Linked DNA regions of Homo sapiens: region 1 is linked to region 2. A link is an interaction called in ENCODE POLR2A ChIA-PET data of the cell type or tissue named here. Cell type or tissue: MCF 10A. All regions are shown on one strand. Links, peaks and the distances in the headings refer to the core of each region. The heading gives the core; the rest is flanking DNA. Region 1 has its middle 25 kb from the start of SIAH1. Region 2 has its middle 110 kb from the start of N4BP1.

What was found. ChIA-PET counts read pairs that join two places held together with the same protein. Peaks named below come from ENCODE experiments on the same cell type or tissue, not always from the same donor. Only the 100,000 strongest peaks of a DNase experiment are listed, where the experiment ranks them.
Region 1: POLR2A ChIA-PET joins it to region 2 with 20 read pairs; 2 of 35 experiments call an interaction of 5 or more read pairs at or near these places.

The regions. Positions count from the first base shown.
Region 1 is chr16:48,405,952-48,414,283 of GRCh38, reverse strand. No RefSeq gene overlaps it. Among named protein-coding and RNA genes, the nearest start is that of SIAH1, 25 kb to the right of the region's middle. In MCF 10A, for the core only: no CTCF peak of the experiment used is centred there; DNase peaks (open chromatin) are centred at 223, 3,803 and 4,103.
Region 2 is chr16:48,494,857-48,503,188 of GRCh38, reverse strand. It overlaps the pseudogene MOCS1P1. Among named protein-coding and RNA genes, the nearest start is that of N4BP1, 110 kb to the left of the region's middle. In MCF 10A, for the core only: no CTCF peak of the experiment used is centred there; DNase peaks (open chromatin) are centred at 3,188 and 3,698.

The sequences.
Region 1 (8,332 bases), core at 204-8,203, 89 kb after region 2:
AGTGTTGATTTTTAAAAATGAAAGTAAGTAGAGTAGTTGCAGACTTCCTAACTGGCTCAGGGGTACTGAGGGGATGGTCCTGGCGGCTGGCCCTGTGCACATTTCAGCAAGTTGGCAGTCTTGCAGTCTTCCCCTCCTGACACTGCAGTTCCTACACCTTCTTAGAATTTCAGGCCATCTCAGCTTTCCCCCAAGTGACTCAGGAAGGGGAGTTTCCCATGCAAGGCTGTTTGCTGGCAACCCACAAGTATGATTCGGAAAGGATGCATCAATTTCAGATCCAGATCTGGCCAATTACACCATCACATTAAGAACAAATCTTAGGCCGGGCGCGGTGGCTCATGCCTGTAATCCCAGCACTTTGGGAATCCGAGGCAGGCAGATCACCTGAGGTCAGGGGTTCGAGACCAGCCTGGCCAACATGACAAAACCCCGTCTCTACTAAAAATACAAAAATTAGCTGGGCGTGGTGGTGCATGCCTATAATCCCAGCTACTGGGGAGTCTGAGGCAGGAGAATTGCTTGAACCTGGGAAGCAGAGGTTGCAGTGAGCTGAGATCACGCCACTGCACTCCAGCTTGGGCAACAGAGTGAGACTGTCTCAACTGAAAAAAAAAAAAAAAAGAACAAACCTTGATGGGAGGTGTGGGGGCAGGCGAGTGGGGTTTAGGAGGGACTCCTGGTTTCTGTTTTGTTGTTCTTTGTTTTTTGGAGTGTGTGTGTGTGTTTACATTTCCACATGATTTGAATTTTTACAATGTGTATACATTGCTTTTGCAAACAGAAAATTTTAAATATATAAACAGTACTTGAAAAACTGCCAGGTGCAACCAGCCTACCCAGGGCCGATTCTGTGTCCTACATGTAGAAGAGGGCCCAGCCCTTTAGATAAAAGGTGTGGCCAGGCACAGTGTCCCACATCTATAATCCCAGTACTTTGGAGGCTGAGGAAGGAGGATTACTGGAGCCCAGGAGTTAAATGACCAGCATGGGCAACATAGGGACCCCATCTCTAGGAAACAAAAATTTTTTAATTGGCCGGGTGCAGTGGCTCTTGCCTGTAATCCCAGCACTTTGGGAGACTGAAGCAGGCAGACCACTTGAAGGCAGGAGTTTGAGACCAGCCTGGCCAACATGGTAAAACCCTGCCTCTACTAAAAATGCAAAAATTAGCTGGACATACTGGTGCATGGCTGTAATCCCAGCTACTGGGGGGCTGAGGCAGAAGAATCACTTGAACCCAGGAGGCGGAGGTTGCAGTGAGCGGAGATCGCGCCACTGCACTCTAGCCTGGCCATGATAGCGCCTCAGCACTCCAGCCTGGGTGACAGAGCAAGACCTTGTATAAAAAAAAAAAAAAGATAAGAAGTGATATGCATCCAGAGAGCTCAAATGTGATTCAGGGGCACATCCAGGTTAAAACCCATGCTTAGGCAAAAGGGAACCACAAAGGATTTTGGGGGGTTTTGGTTTTGTTTTCTATCTAAAAGGAAAACGCAGGACACAGAGTTTTGAGGTGGATAATACAGTGTCTGGTCCTGGGCAAGCATGAGTGTTCCTAAATTGTTCTCTAGGCTTGCCCCAGGCATATTTTAAGTTTCCTGTAAGCATTCCAGGCTTAACGATGGATTTTTCCTAATTCATCCTGAGCACACCCTCCACCCTTCTCCCCAGTCTTTATATCTGTCTTAGTTTGGGCTATTATGGCTAAGTACCTTAGACTGGGTGGCTTATAAACAGCAGCAATATATTTCTCACAGTTCTGGGGGCTAGAAGTCTGAGATCAGGGTCCAAGCATGTAGGATTCTGGTGAAGTCCTTCATCCAGGTTGCAGACTGCCGACTTCTCATCGTGTCCTCACAAGGTGGGAAGAGGGCTGAAGGGAGCTCTCTGGAGTCTCTTTTATGACACTAATCTCATTCGTGGGGGGATCCACCCTCACGACCTAATTACCTCTCAAAGGCCCCACCTCCTATTACCATCATATTGGGAATTTTGGGGGGTGGATGCAAACATGCAGTCCATTGCACCATCATCACAAATGGCATCTACCTAGTGCCCAAGCAAGACACTTCAGTGTTTTTTTTTTTGTTTTTTTGGTTTTTTGATTTGTTTTTGAGACGGAGCCTTGCTCTGTCACCCAGGCTGAAGTGCAGTGGCATGATCTCAGCTCACTGCAACTTCTGCCTTCTGGGTTCAAGTAGTTCTCCTGCCTCAGCCTCCCAAAAAGGTGGGGTTACAGGCATGCGCCAACGTGCCCAGCTAATTTTTGTATTTTTAATAGAGATGGGGTTTCGCCATGTTGGCCAGGCTGGTCTCAAACTCCTGACCTCAAGCAATCCACCCAACTCGGCCTCCCAAAGTGCTAGGATTACAGGTGTAAGCCACTGCACCTGGCCCACTTAAGTATTTTAATTTTTCCTTTTTGCTCACCTCCTATATGCAATCCATAGCTAGTCCTATGGATTTTATCCCCACAATGTACCTCTAGGTTACCTTCTTCTGTCTACACCCAAGCTACAACCAAAGCCCAGATCATCCCTCACCTGGTCACTGCTACAGGCTGTCTGGTCTCCCTGACGCTGATGGTGCCCCTCTCCAACCCCTTGTGGATTTAGCATCCAGAATGCTCTTGCCCAGACACAAACCTGCTTGTCTGCTTACACTCTTGAATGGCTCCCCACCCATAAGATAAAACAGGAGCTCTGTAGCATGGTCTGCAGGACTGTCCCTGAACTCACCTCTTATTATTCCCCATATGCATCCACGGGCACTCTCCACAGGGATTCGTATCGGCACTGTCACGCTTCCACATCTGCATGTGCTTGTACTTCTGGGATCTGATTTTCATCTCCCTTTTTGTCCCCTCACCTCTCAGAATTTTTGTTGTTGTTGTTTTTACACAGAGTCTCACTCTGTTGCCCAGGCTGGAGTACAGTGGTGCAATCTTGGCTCACTGCAGCCTCTGCCTCCCGAGTTCAACCTCCCTGTAGCTGGGATTACAGGTGTGCACTACCATGCCCAGCTAATTTTTGTACTCTTAGTAAAGGTGGGGTTTCTTATAAATAATAATAAGAAGGCCGGGTGTGGTGGCGCATGCCTATAATCCAGCACTTTGGGAGGCTGAGGCTGGTGGGTCACTTGAAGTCAGGATTTCAAGACCAGCCTGGCTAACATGGTGAAACCCCATCTCTACTAAAAATACAAAAATTAGCCAGGTGTAGTGGTGCATGCCTGTAGTCCCAGCTACTTGGTAAGCTGAGGCATAAGAATCGGTTCAACCCAGGAGGCAGAGGTTGCAGTGAGCCAAGATCGTGCCACTGCACTCCAGCATGGGTGGCAGAGGGAGACTTCTGTCTCAAAAAAAAAAAAAAAAAAAAAGAAGAGTGTAGGGCTCGAAAACTAGTAATGCTAATTAACTAACTCTGAGAACATCACATCTACCACCCATCTTTCTCTAACCATCTAATTTTGTTAGCCATAAATACATTTTTGAGCTGCTTATTCCTGAATCCAACTCTTGCATAAATTGTTGTGAACAAATACATGCATTGCTCAGTTCTATTGAACCACATGTGAAGACGGTGGGGAAGGCTGGTGGTCCCAGACTGTTTTGGTGCTCTATTCGGGGGTAGATAATTTCCTGAACTGGGCCTAATTGCTTTGGCTGCCAAGTAACAATTTGTTTTTAGTGGAAAACTTGGCCGAGGCAAGGCTTGTGCAATTGTGCCCTCGCCCTTACCTAAGGAATTCTGTGCACAGAGGCTGTCCTGTAGCTTCTGAGGTAGTCATGTGTGTAGACACACACCTGTAATTAGTGTTCAGGAGGTGCAGAGGGAGGTCACAAAATCCTTGTGTGAGTGCCAAGGAAGGGGCAGGACTAGAGAAGGGAGGCTCCTGGCCTGCACTGGGAGCTCAAGGGCAGAGCCCACTTCCTGGATGTCACCCACGCTTGAGCTCTGAAAGACCCCAAGGAAGCCACCTCGCTGATGAGGAAGGGCGGATGAGAGGAACGCTGAGGGGGTAGAATGCATGTGGCTTCTGGCAGCCTCTCTCTGAGGATTGCTCAAGTGTGTATGCCATGAACCTTGGCCTGCTTCTGATTTGTTGCTGCATATTGGATAGTTAGTATGTGCAGCAGCCTGGGTGACTCATGAAAGTGACTGATAAGCCCTCTCTCTCTTTGCAGTAAGGGCAGATTCTAGCATTTGAGTCCACTTTGGGAAGGGTGGTGTGTGAGGTCAACGTAGAATATTCCAGGCTGGCCAGGCATGGTTGGCCCATGCCTATAATCCCAGCATTTAGGGAGGCCGAGGCGGTTGGATGGCTTGAGCTCAGAAGCGTGTCTGTAGTCCCAGCTACTTGGGAGGCTGAGGTGGGAGGATCGCTTGAGCCCGGGAGGAGAAGATTGCAGTGAGCTAAGATCAAGCCACTGTACTCCAGCCTGGGCAACAGAAGGAAATTCTGTCTAAAAAAAAAAAAAAAAAAAGATATTCCAGGTCGTCTTGAAGTTCTCTCTTGACAAAGTTCTCTTAAGTTCCATCTAACAAACAGTTTTGTCTATTTGTTTTTATTAAAAGGAGGAAGAAAACAAAGAGAAAAGAAAGCTCTTACTTTTCCCTCCTAGGATTATAAGAAACATTACCCAATTTTAAAGGACTTCAAATTCAAATGTTGAAAGTCAGATGTTAAATAAGGTTTGTAGGCTGGGCTTGGTGGCTCACGCCTATAATCTCAGCACTTTGGGAGACCAAGGTGGGCAGATCCCTGAGGTCAGGAGTTTGAGACCAGCCTGGCCAACATGGTGAAACTCTATCTCTACTAAAAATACAAAAATTAGCCAGACATGGTGGCACACACCTGAAGTCTCAGCTACTCAGGAGGCTGAGGCAGGAGAATCACTTGAACCCGGGAGGTGGAGGTTGCAGTGAGCCAAGATCACACCACTGCACTCCAGCCTGGGTGACAGAGTAAGACTCTGTCTCAAAAAAATAAAATAAAAAATAAATAAGGGTTTGTAGAGATATCCTATAAACATAGAAGTTTCTCCAGCTCTAACATTTTAAAATTCTATGAATCTCAGATTTGTGTCACTCCAATATGTCCAGTAAAGTAGAAGGAAATATGACTTTGAAATTCACTAAAATGAAAAGATGGAAGCTGTATCTTTGCTGAATCCATGTCCTGAAATAGCTTTATAGGACAGGTAAAGCATTTCTGTTCATCTCTCCAGTAAATACTCGCATCTTGCAGCTGCCTCTCCGCGACCAGGGAAAGGAGAGCAGGCTTCCCAAGGAGGAGTGAAGTGGAGTCATTTCACAGGCACCCAGCCTCCCCTCACCCTGTTCTCTTTCTTCCTCTACAGTTGCCTTTCCCTGCAGTGGGACTGGCAGCCATCCAACACTTCTGCATTCTTCCAGTTGTCTCCCTTGTGTGGCCTTCCTTAGCTGCTTAGCACCATGACTCCACAAACCCACAAACACACAGCAGCCATCAGTTTAGTCCACATTTCTTAGGCATTAAAGACCCAATCTGGGCCGGGCGTGGTGGCTCATGCCTGTAATCCCAGCACTTTGGAAGGCCGAGGTGAGCGGATCACCTTAGGCTAGGACTTCGAGACCAGCCTGGTCAATATGGTGAAACCCCATCTGTACTAAAAATGAAAAAATTATCCAGGCATGGTGGCACATGTCTGTAATCCCAGCTACTCAGGAGGCTGAGGCAGGTGAATTGTTTGAACCTGGGAAGCCAAGGTTGCAGTGAGCCAAGATGGTGCCATTGCTCTCCAGCCTGGGTGACAGAGCAAGACTCTGTCTCAAAAAAAAAGACCCAATCTGACTCCAGTTGATGTGTCCAGATTTACCTCCCCAAAACAATCCCCTTATCCAGCCTCCATTTCCCTGTGCCCCTCCAGCATGCATGCCCCCTCTCCTCCCCTCTCCACACTCCCTTTCTCCTCCCATCTCCTGCATCCAACTGAAGCACTGCCTTCTCTTTCTGATGTGCCCCTACACCGAGTCTCAATTTTTCCATGCATGCTTTTTTTTTTTGAGACAGGATCTCACAGTGGTGTTATCACAGCTCACTGCAGCCTCAACCTCCTGGGCTCAGATGATCCTCCCACCTCAGCCTCCCAAGTAGCTGGGACTCTAGGTGTGCACCACCAAGTCCAGCTAATTTTTTTTTTTTTTTTTTTTTTTGGAGAGACAGTGGTCTCACTATGTTGCTCAGGCTGGTCTTGAACTCTTAAACTCAAACCATTCTCCAGCCTCAGCCTCCTAAACTGCTGGGATTACAGAGGTGAGCCACTGTGCCTAGCCTTACTTCTGCATTTATTCAAATGATCGTGTTCTAGTCACCTCCCTGGTGAGATGGTAGATTCCTTGAGGGTAGGGATGAAAGCTCATGCATTTTTCTATTCTCCACTGAACTTAGTACAGGAAGCAAAACAATATATTTTTTAATGGGTGAATGAATTTGTAAAAACTTTTTATTTGGTCCAATTACTGATTTTCCCCCTCTCACAAAACAAACTATTTTTTTGTAACACAGGAGGAAGAGGAGGGACTAATATCTGAAATGTTTACCTGGCCCTGAAATTTTCTCTCCTTTTATTTGATATGAGAACTTATCTTTGTCTTTATAATAAATTATATCTTATTTTTAGTATTAAAAAATCTTCTCAGCTGGGCTCTGTGACTCATGCCTGTAATCCCAGCACTTGGGAGGCTGAGGCGGGCAGATCACCTGAAGTCAGGAGTTTAAGACCAGCCTGGCCAACATGGTGAAACCCCGTCTCTACAAAAATACAAAAATTAGCTGGGCATGATGGCAGATACCTGTAATCCCAGCTACTGAGGAGGCTGAGGCAGGAGAATCACTTGAACCTGGGAGGCAGAGGTTGCAGTGAGCCGAGATGGTGCCATTGCACTCCAGTCTTGGTGACACAGTAAGACTCCGTCTCAAAAATAAAATAAAAATAAAAATAAAACCTTCTCATTATAGGCCAGGCGTGGTGCTGACACCTGTAATCCCAGCACTCTGGGGGACTGAGGTGGGTGGATGGCTTGAGCCCAGGAGTTCTAGACCAGCCTGGGCAACATAGTGAGACCCCCATCTGTATAAAAAATTTAAAAATTAGCTGGGTGTGGTGGTGCATGCCTGTTGTCCTAGTTACTTGGGATGCTGAGGAGGGAAGATCGCTTGAGTCCAGGAGTTTGAGACTACAGTGAGCTAAGATCACAGCACTGCACTGCAGCCTTAGCAACAGACCAAGACCCTGTCTCAAGTAAATAAATAACTTTTTATTATAAAGTCATACAACAAGTTATTTAATAAATTATAACAATACACAAGCGTGTTGTGTGGGAACAAAATTCCCCCACCCCAGGTTGCTCTTTCAGGATTATGAAAGAGAAACTCCATGATGCTGCCCAGAGCCATGGATTAGGGGGGATATCGGTCTAGATGAGCGTACAAAACGTACTACCCACTATGAGTGCATATGGCAAGACCTTTACTTCCCAGATGGAAGTTCCCTGAGCCTAAGGAATCCATCTGACTTGTGCAGCTTCTGAGCTCGCTGGATCTGTTCTATTCTCTGTGCAGTGGGGCTGACCATGGTGACTATCTCATAGGGTGGTAATGATACTGCAGGAGCATGGGAGTTGCTCAGCACAGCATCTGGCCCAAAGCAAGGGTTCAACCCATGTTTGCAGTCAAAATACAGCATGGCCCAGAGAACAACGTTGCTTGGACACCTGTAATCCCAGCACTTTGGGAGGCCGAGGCAGGTGGATCACCTGAAGTCAGGAGTTCAAGACCAGCCTGGCCAACATGGTGAAACCCCATCTCTACTAAAAATACAAAAATTAGCCAGGTGTGATGGCTCATGCCTATAGTCACAGCAACTCCGGAGGCTGACGCAGGAGAACCACTTGAACCCAGGAGGCAGAGGTTACAGTGAGTTGAGATCACACCACTGCACTCCAGCCTGGGCGAGATAGCGAGAAAAAAGAAAAAAAAGGTTGGAGAGCAGAGACTGAAGGCTGAGGGGAGTGCAGCATGGCTTCAACTGTCCTTCCTAGCATGTTTGACAGAGTCAGTGACTTGTAATTGAAAGTGGTAAAGAAATAAAGGAGATAGGGAGGCTGAGTGGTGGAAAGAAATGAACTTCGGACCCAGACAGACCTCAGTGTGAAGGCCAACTACATGACTGCCTATTTGTAATGACTTTGGTTGCATTTCCTGAACCTTATTTCCTCATTTATAAAATGGGCAAACAGTATACCTGTATACCAGTATACCTAGATTGTGAGGATTCAACGAGTTA
Region 2 (8,332 bases), core at 33-8,032:
GCTATCTCTGGCCAACACCTGAAGGGCAACAGGAGAGAAGGACATCGGGGGGGCATAGGGCCTCCAATAAGGAGGTGAAAGGGTGTAAGATGGACATTTTCCAGACTTTTCAGTTTTTAAGCCTCAGAGACTCGAATTGGAGGTTGAGGCCTCCTGAAAAGGCCTTCCTGGAAAGAGACCTCTGAGCATTGTCTTCTGTGGGAGGATGGTTCCATGGCTGTGCTATGCTGAGGCTGGTGGGTAGGGAAGTCTAGGCACAGTGAGTGGGTGTACAAAGATGAAATCCCTCTAGGGACAGTGTGCTCATTTATATTAAAAGCTTAAAAAAGTATTTACTTTTTCTTTTTTTTTAAGACTCACAGTCTCACTCTGTCACGATCATAGCTCACTGCAGCATGGAACTCCTGGGCTCAAGCGATCCTCCCGCCTCAGCTTCCTGAGTAGCTGGAACTATAGTCATGTGCCACCACACTGGCTAATTTATTTTCTTTTAGTTTTTTACAGACAGACATCTTATGTTGCCCAGGCTGGCCTTGAACTCATGGCCTCAAGCGATCCTCCTGCCTCACCCTCCCAAAGTGCTGGGATTATAGGTGTGAGCCACTGCTCCCAGCTGCACTTACCTTTTTTCCCAGTCTTTCTATGCCTCCTCTGTGCTGAGCTTTATTAGAGCACTGTATATACTAAGTCCTCAACAAATAAGTAAAAATAACAGTTACAAAATGATATGTAGAGGTTGATCCTAAGGATGCATCTATCTAGAGAATAGGAGAGACTTTTATGTTCCTAGTGTTTGTCTTCATCCTTCCTTCTAATTTTTTGTTTGCTGTTGCTGTTTTTGAGTAGATATATGTAGAGAAAGCCACTGTTCTTGTTTCTCTGAGATTCACTCCCCTTCTTTTGGTAACTACAATCCTGACTTCTCACCCCCACAATCAGGAAGGTGATCATGTGACTTGGGCCTGGCTTATTAGAATCTGCCCAGTAGGTCACAGTGATTGGTCCAGAGATGAGCACATGACTCAACATGATCATGCGACTTGGATGTGGCCTATCAGAATCCTTCCATTAGGCAATAGTGATTGGCCCAGGGATGAACACATGACTCAAACCAGGCCAAATGGGATCCAGTTAGTGGGAAGGAGAAACTTTTTCACAGATGTGAACCCTCAGTAGGTGAACCTGGTGCTGTCGGCAACCAACCTACCTCCCAGCTCCCAGATGGGGGCTGCTTCCTTCCTCATGATGAGGATGGTATGTGAAATCCAGGCTGAAATCCTCCAGACTCTCAACCACAGCTCTGAAGCCTGCCGTCATTGTCCCTTTGGGCCGTGTAAGCCTTCCAGACCCATCGGGCCTCACTTGCTATGTTGCTTGGAGAAAATAACACTGAGGCAGGAACTAAGAACGCGGTGAGGATTGGCAAGAGGAGACCGCAGGGAAGAACCTTGTCAGTCTTGCACTTGGTGGGAAATTAGGCGCTGAAGGCTTTGGACAGCTGCCAGGTTCTTCTGTCCAGCCCCTGTGGCTCTTGAGTAGGTGAAGTTCCCTTGAGTGGGTGGCGGGCAGCGAGGACACGGAAGGGTTAGAATGCTTGAGGAAAGTAGAGAGAAAATGTGGGATTGTTATAAAATGCAGATAGAATGAGATAAGACCTTGCTGAGCCTGAAAAATTAAATATGCACAGATTGACTTCAAGTAGGTCTTTGGCAGGGTTAAAAGCCAGAGGTTTTGCTCCTCACTCTAAGCAGGAAATCGTTTGTGCAAAATAACAGGACATTTAAAAAGACCATTTTTCTGGATTCGGCGAGCACCAGAAGTAGCCAAAGAGGCTAAAGTTACTTCTAAACCCATTTGTTTTAGGTTCTGCTTATGAACCTGGTAGAAACTGTAGGGAAACCCAAGCGGGGTGGGGCAGGGGTGAGACACACAAGTTCCCACCCCACTCTGTGCGCACTCTAAGCCATTAAACCTTCAACCAGCTGCTGACGTCAGAGGGCACCTAATGAAAATGCGTCCGAGACCGGGTGCAGTGGCTCACACCTGTAACCCCAGCACTTGGGGAGGCCGGGGTGGGTGGGTTGCTTGAGCTCAGGAGTTCGAGACCAGCCTGAGCAACATGAGGAAATCCCCGCCTCTACAAAAAAAATAAAAATAAAAAAATTAGCCGGGTGTTGTGGCACACACCTGTAGTCCCAGCTACCTGGGAGGATCGCTGGAGCCTGGGAGGCAGAGTTGAAAGTGAGCCGAGATCGTACCACTACACTCCAGCCTGGGTGACAGAGTGAGACCTTGTCAGAAAAAAAAAAGAAGAAGAAGAAGAAGACAGAGAGGAGAGAACGAAAGAAAGAAAGAAAAGAAAATCGAGAAAGAAAGAAAGGGCCGGGCGCAGTGGCTTACGCTTGTAATCCCAGCACTTTGGGAGGCCGAGGCGGGTGGATCGCGAGGTCAGGAGTTCGAGACTAGCCTGACCAACATGGTGAAACCACGTCTCTACTAAAAATACAAAAATTAGCTGGGCGTGGTGGCGGGCGCCTGTAATCCCAGCTACTCGGGAGGCTGAGGCAGGAGAATCACTTGAACCTGGGAGGCGGAGGTTTCAGTGAGCCGAGATCACATCACTGCACTCCAGCCTGGGCAACAGAGCAAGACTCCATCTCAGAAAAAGAGAAAGAAAAGAAAATATGTCTACATTTTGTTTTTAAGTTGCATTTTGTAGGAGTTGAAACTGGATTCTTCAGGAGCAGTTGCTCAGAAATCTTGAATTTGAGGCCTTTCATACTCATTTGCAGGAAGAAAGTGTTCTCCCCAGGAAAATGGATTGCTCAGCTGAAAGCATAAACTTCTATTTTGATATCTGCAGAGTTCATGTACACGTGGCTGTGTACATTTGTCCTACTGGTTTGGAATTTAGATCTGGATTGATGTGACAGCTTACTGCTGTTTAACACTCTCCTTTCTCTTGCTAAAAAGCTCTTAAATGGTTTTAGAGGTTATTTGTGAGTTATGACATGCTCCTCACTTTTTCAGGGTTATGAAAAACATTGTGTTAGTCATGAGCCTGAAGAATTATAAATGTGTGATTTTAGTTAAGAATGTGCTTTTTATTTTTCTTTTTTCCTATTTACTTAGAAGCTAGTTTTCAGTCTCTGACATCACGTTGGCAGACGCCAGCAGGAAAAGAAAGGGATTTAATTTGGCAGCTTGCCTGGAAATAAGAGAGAAAAGTTCTTGCTTACATGAGTTGCTAGCTTATCCAAGGCTACAAAGAAAGAAAGATTCTTATGTCACTTTTTTCCTTTAAATTTTCTTTAAAAATTTTACCAAAGTAATACAGATACATTTAAAATATATATATATATGTATGTCTCAAAGGATCCAGAAGGACTAATAATGAAAAACAATTGCCCTCCCAAGTCCTCTTCCTGCTCCTAAGAAGGAGTCTCTTTCAACTTTGCCTTTTGATGGATCCTTCCATGCCTCTAATACTCAGCTTATAAAGCTGTTTCTGTGTTTTTTTTTAATTTTTATTTATGAGGTATAATTCACATACCATTAAATTCATCCTTTTAAAGAGTGCAATTCAGTGGGGTTTTGTATATTCATAAAGTTGTGCAACTATCACCACTATCTAGTTTTAGGATGTTTTCATCATGCCAAAAGGAAACCCGATATCCATTAGGCAATCATTCCCCATTGCCCCTCCCCCAACCCCAGGCAACTACTCATCTATTTACTTACTTACTTTATTTATTTATTTATTTATTGCATATGCAAAGTTGGCATCGTAGCTTTATTTGTGCACTGTGAGGGTGAAGGCAATCTATCGTCAACTCTTCTTTCCCTGATATGCTCCAGAATAAAGAGGGGTGGGTGGAACAGCCATGAGCAGGGCCAGTTGTGGGCTATGTGGTCTGTCAGGAGTCCTTAGGGCTGTGGCCCACGTGTTCACATCCCGTTTCAGAGGAGGGGGGCCTGAGAAAAGGGGGCCAGCAGGACCAGGCAACTGTTAAGCTGAAAAGCTGCAAGTTTGATGGGACATAGACTTGGGCAGAAGGGAGATAAAGTCAGGACAGGGCAGGGCTGTGGCTTCACAGACTTAGGGAGGCAGAGCTGCTGGGGAGATGCATTCTTCAGGCAAGCTTGGGCTTTACTCTCCTCAAAGTGGGTTCCTCCGCTTAATGAGCCCTTAATCTCTCCCCAGGAAAGTAGGAGAAGAGAAAACCCAAAATGAGAAGGAACATTTCTGGGCTGGACTGTCTGAGACTGTTTGTCTGAAATAGTCCAGAAAGAACATGATTTCTCAGTTATCTAGCATTGCTTGTTGCAGTCTGGCTCCCATGAACTTAGTGTCCTGGAAGGCTTAAGGGCCTCCTGGTATCCTCCCTATAGAAAGGAAGCCCCATTGGTCATTAAAGATCATCTAGCAGCAGGCCTAGTAGTAGAGCAGGCTGACTTCAGGTTTACTGCTCAAGGTAAACAGTGACTGTGATGAAAGGAACTTGATGTCTTTCCCTCAGCTTAAATTGCACCCCATCTTCAGACCTGGCTGGGCCATGGGTGAGAAGGGCAGAAGCTAAACCCAATGGAAGTCCCCCCACTGAACTCCAGTCTTGCTAATGAGCTTGATCTCCTCCAACACGATGTCCCTGCTGATAGCCTTGCACATGTCACACAGGGTGAGGGCGGCCACTGCAGCAGAGGTCAGGGCCTCCATTTCCACCCTGGTGGGGGCCCCGAGCCTGGCAAGATGCCCAGATCTCCACAGCATGGCATGTGCTGTCCAGCTCCAGCTGCACCTGGACGTGGCTCAGGGCCACGTGGTGGCACAGAGGGATCAGCTGGCTGGTCACCTTGGCTGCCCGGACTCCAGCCAGCTGGGCCACCACCAGGGCATCTCCTTTCTTGAGCTGGTTCTGCTGGACAAGCTTGAAGGCTACAGGCCCCAGGATGACCATGGCTGAGGCCACAGCCAACCACTCTGTGTCTGGCTTCCTGCCCACATCTACCATAGCTTCCCGTCCTTCCAAATCCACATGAGTTAGTTGTTCTGAGTTTAGCTGGTGTCCTGAGGGGGCAGCAGGAGCCCAGGAACCTGGGCTAAGGCACTTTGAGTTGGCATCTGAGTCTGCATGGGAAGTGTAGTGTCTCTGAAAGGAGCCAGAACCTAGCTGCTGCTGGGCTAGAAGAGGGGTCTGGGGTACCCTGTATCCTTTCCATAAAGTGGCCATCTGACTGGAGAAATTCATTCTGGATCTCAGACCTTGAACATGGAGGGGGTCCCAGGAGGAAATGCTTGGATTGGCTGGTGGGGAATCGTGGAACATCAAAAATGTCTTGATGGGGGTCACCCACCGATGAGGATCATGGGCCAGTTCTTCATCTGGGAAATACTGAACATGCCTGCATGCTGCTGCTTCTTCCTGCCCACGGCAGCGCCAATGATTCTCAGCAGCTCCTGCTTGGAGGCCCCAGATCACAGTGATCCCGTAGAGATACCTCAGAGTTTCCAAAGAGGCAGACCTTGAGGTTCCCGTCAGCTGTGATTTGCAGGTGGTTGCAGGTCCCACAGAAATGCTCAGACATGGACATGATGAAGCTGATCTGGCCTTGGAAGCCAGGGATTTTAAAGGCCTTGGCTGTCCTGGATTCCTGCTCTGACAGCTTCTCCAACTCTGGCCACAGCTGCCATACAGTTTCTAGCATCTCCTTATAGCGACCATCTTCTTGAAGTTCCACTTGTTGCCATCAAAGGGCATGTACTCTATGAAGGCCACGTCCAGGGGGAGGCCCTTGATCAAGGCCGCAAAGTCCAGGAGTTCATCCTCGTTAAGGCCTCGCGTCACCACACAGTTCACCTTCACAGGGTTGTAGCCTGGCTCATTGGCCTTGTGGATGCCCTCCATGACCTTGTGGAAGCCTTTCCTGCGGACAATGAACTCAAACTTGGCAGGCACCAGTGTGTCCAGGCTGATGTTGATGGCGCTGAGACCAGCCCTCTGAAGCTGGGGCAGCAGCCGGGCCAGGTTGATGCCATTGGTGGTGACACCAATGGTCCTCAGCCCTTCCAGTCGCTGGAGCTGGGCCACAATGTCCACCTCGTCCGGCTGGATGAGCGGCTCTCCGCCCATGAGCCAGATCTTTTCGACGCCTTCCTTCACAAAAAGCCAGGCGAGGGTCAGGATCTCTTTTGTGGTCAACATCTCTTCTGTGGTCAGCAGGTTGGCCTTGGGGGTCAGCGGGACCCCTTCCTCCGGCATGCAGTACTGACATCTGAGGTTGCACTTCTCCGGGAGGGAGATCCGCAGGTAGCTGTGCTGCCCGCCGAAGCTGTCTGTGAGGAAGGCGGAGAAGGGGGCCTCGTGCTCCCGCGAGAACTGCCTCCACCTGGACAGCTCCTGTGAGGCAGCTTGCGGGGACTCGCCCGGGCGGGGCGGCATCACCGGAACCCGTGAGCTGCAGCTCCGTGGCGTTGGACCTTAGGAGCCGGCGCAGCATCCGGGACAGCGGCCGCGCCACCGTGAAGCCTGATCCCGGCAGAGCTGCGGCCCTCAGCCGGCTTCGGGAGCACACTGGCCGGGCAAAAGCGATTCTCCTGCCTCAGCCTCTTGAGTAGCTGAGATCACAGGCATGCACCACTACGCCCGGCTAATTTTTTGTATATAGAGTAGAGGTGGTGTTTCACCATGTTGGCCAGTCTGGCCTCGAACTCCTGACCTCAAATGCTCTGCCTGCCTCGGCCTCCCAAAGTGCTGAAATTACAGGGGTGAGCCACCGCGCCAGGCACATCTACTTTATGTTTCTATAGATTTACCTTTTCTGGACATTTCATACAAATGGAATCACATAATATGTAACCTTGTATGATTGGCTTCTATCACTTAGTGTAATGATTTCAGGGTTCATCCATGTCGTAGCGTGTGTCAGTGCCCCATTACTTTATGACAGCTGGTCATAAAGTAATGTATGCATAGACTACATTGTATGTATAGACTACATTTCGTTTATCCGTTCATTAGTTGGTGGACATTTACACTGTTTCCACCTGGGGCTATTATGAATAACGCTGCTGTGAGCGTTCATATATAAGTGTTTGTGTGCACATATGTTTTCAATTCTTTTGGAGATATATATACAACTGTTTTTATTCATCCCTTTATACTTCCTGTTATGAGAGATGAGGATTTAGCTTGTTTACAGTATTCTCTTTCCTTCCCATCTCTATCCTACCAGTAATCTATTTTTCTTCTTCCTTTTATTACATTCGTAACTGTAGTAATTGTGATTGATTTTCACTCAGATAACAAAAACCTGCCTACAGCAGCTTAAACACACAGGGAGAAATTTGTACTCACTAAACAAGTCCTGCTTATTGTTGGTTCAGCTGCCAAAAACTGCCAGCAGGGACCCAGTTTAAAATAAAATAAAAATTTAAATAAATTTTTTATTTTATGCCTTCCCTGTCTTTCCTGTCTGCCATCCTTAACAGGCTAGTTTTTATATTCATGCTTGTCTTCATTTGATTACAAGTTGGTGGCCACAACTCCAAACATCACAGCTTCATACAAACAGGAAAAAGAGGAGAGTAGGCAGGAAACAAGAGCTATGTCTGTCACCTTTCATCAATAAAGTACAAGCTTTCTTAGACCTCCTCTCACAAACCCTCTAGCAAAGCAAACTTCCACTTAAATCTCACTGGCCAGAACTAAGTCACATGACCACACATAGCTGCAAGGGAACCTGGAAAAACCTACAAGAAACTGGATTGACTAATTGGCTTATATCAATAGTTCTCAACCCTCGTTACATATTAGAATCTCCTAGGGATATTTTTAAGTGTACGTCTCTGAACATGGTCTTATCCTAGGGTCAGTGGTTCTCAACCAAGGGTAAGTTAGCAATGTTTGTGTACAGTCTTGATCCTTGTAACTGGGGGCGAGGTGCGCCCACCATTAAGTGGATAGAGGCCAGGATGGTGTAAAACACCCTACAACACACAGAACAGCCCCCAACAACACAGAATTATTCTCTTCAAAATGTCAGTAGTGTCAAGTTGAGAAACCTTGCCCTAGACCAATTAAATTATAATCTCTTCTACGTGGTTGCAATGTGCAGCCAGGGTTAAGATTCACTGGTTTCTGAATGATCCATTACATATCATGATTACACCATATTGATGCCCTGAACAAAACTAGGGTTCTGTTACAAGGAAGTAAAGGGGAATAAATATTGGTTATGTAGTGTGTCTGCTCCAGTAACTTTGGTCATATGCTAACAGTTTTACTTCTAATTCTATTAATTATGTAGTGTCTTTTGGTTCCTGTTTCATGAG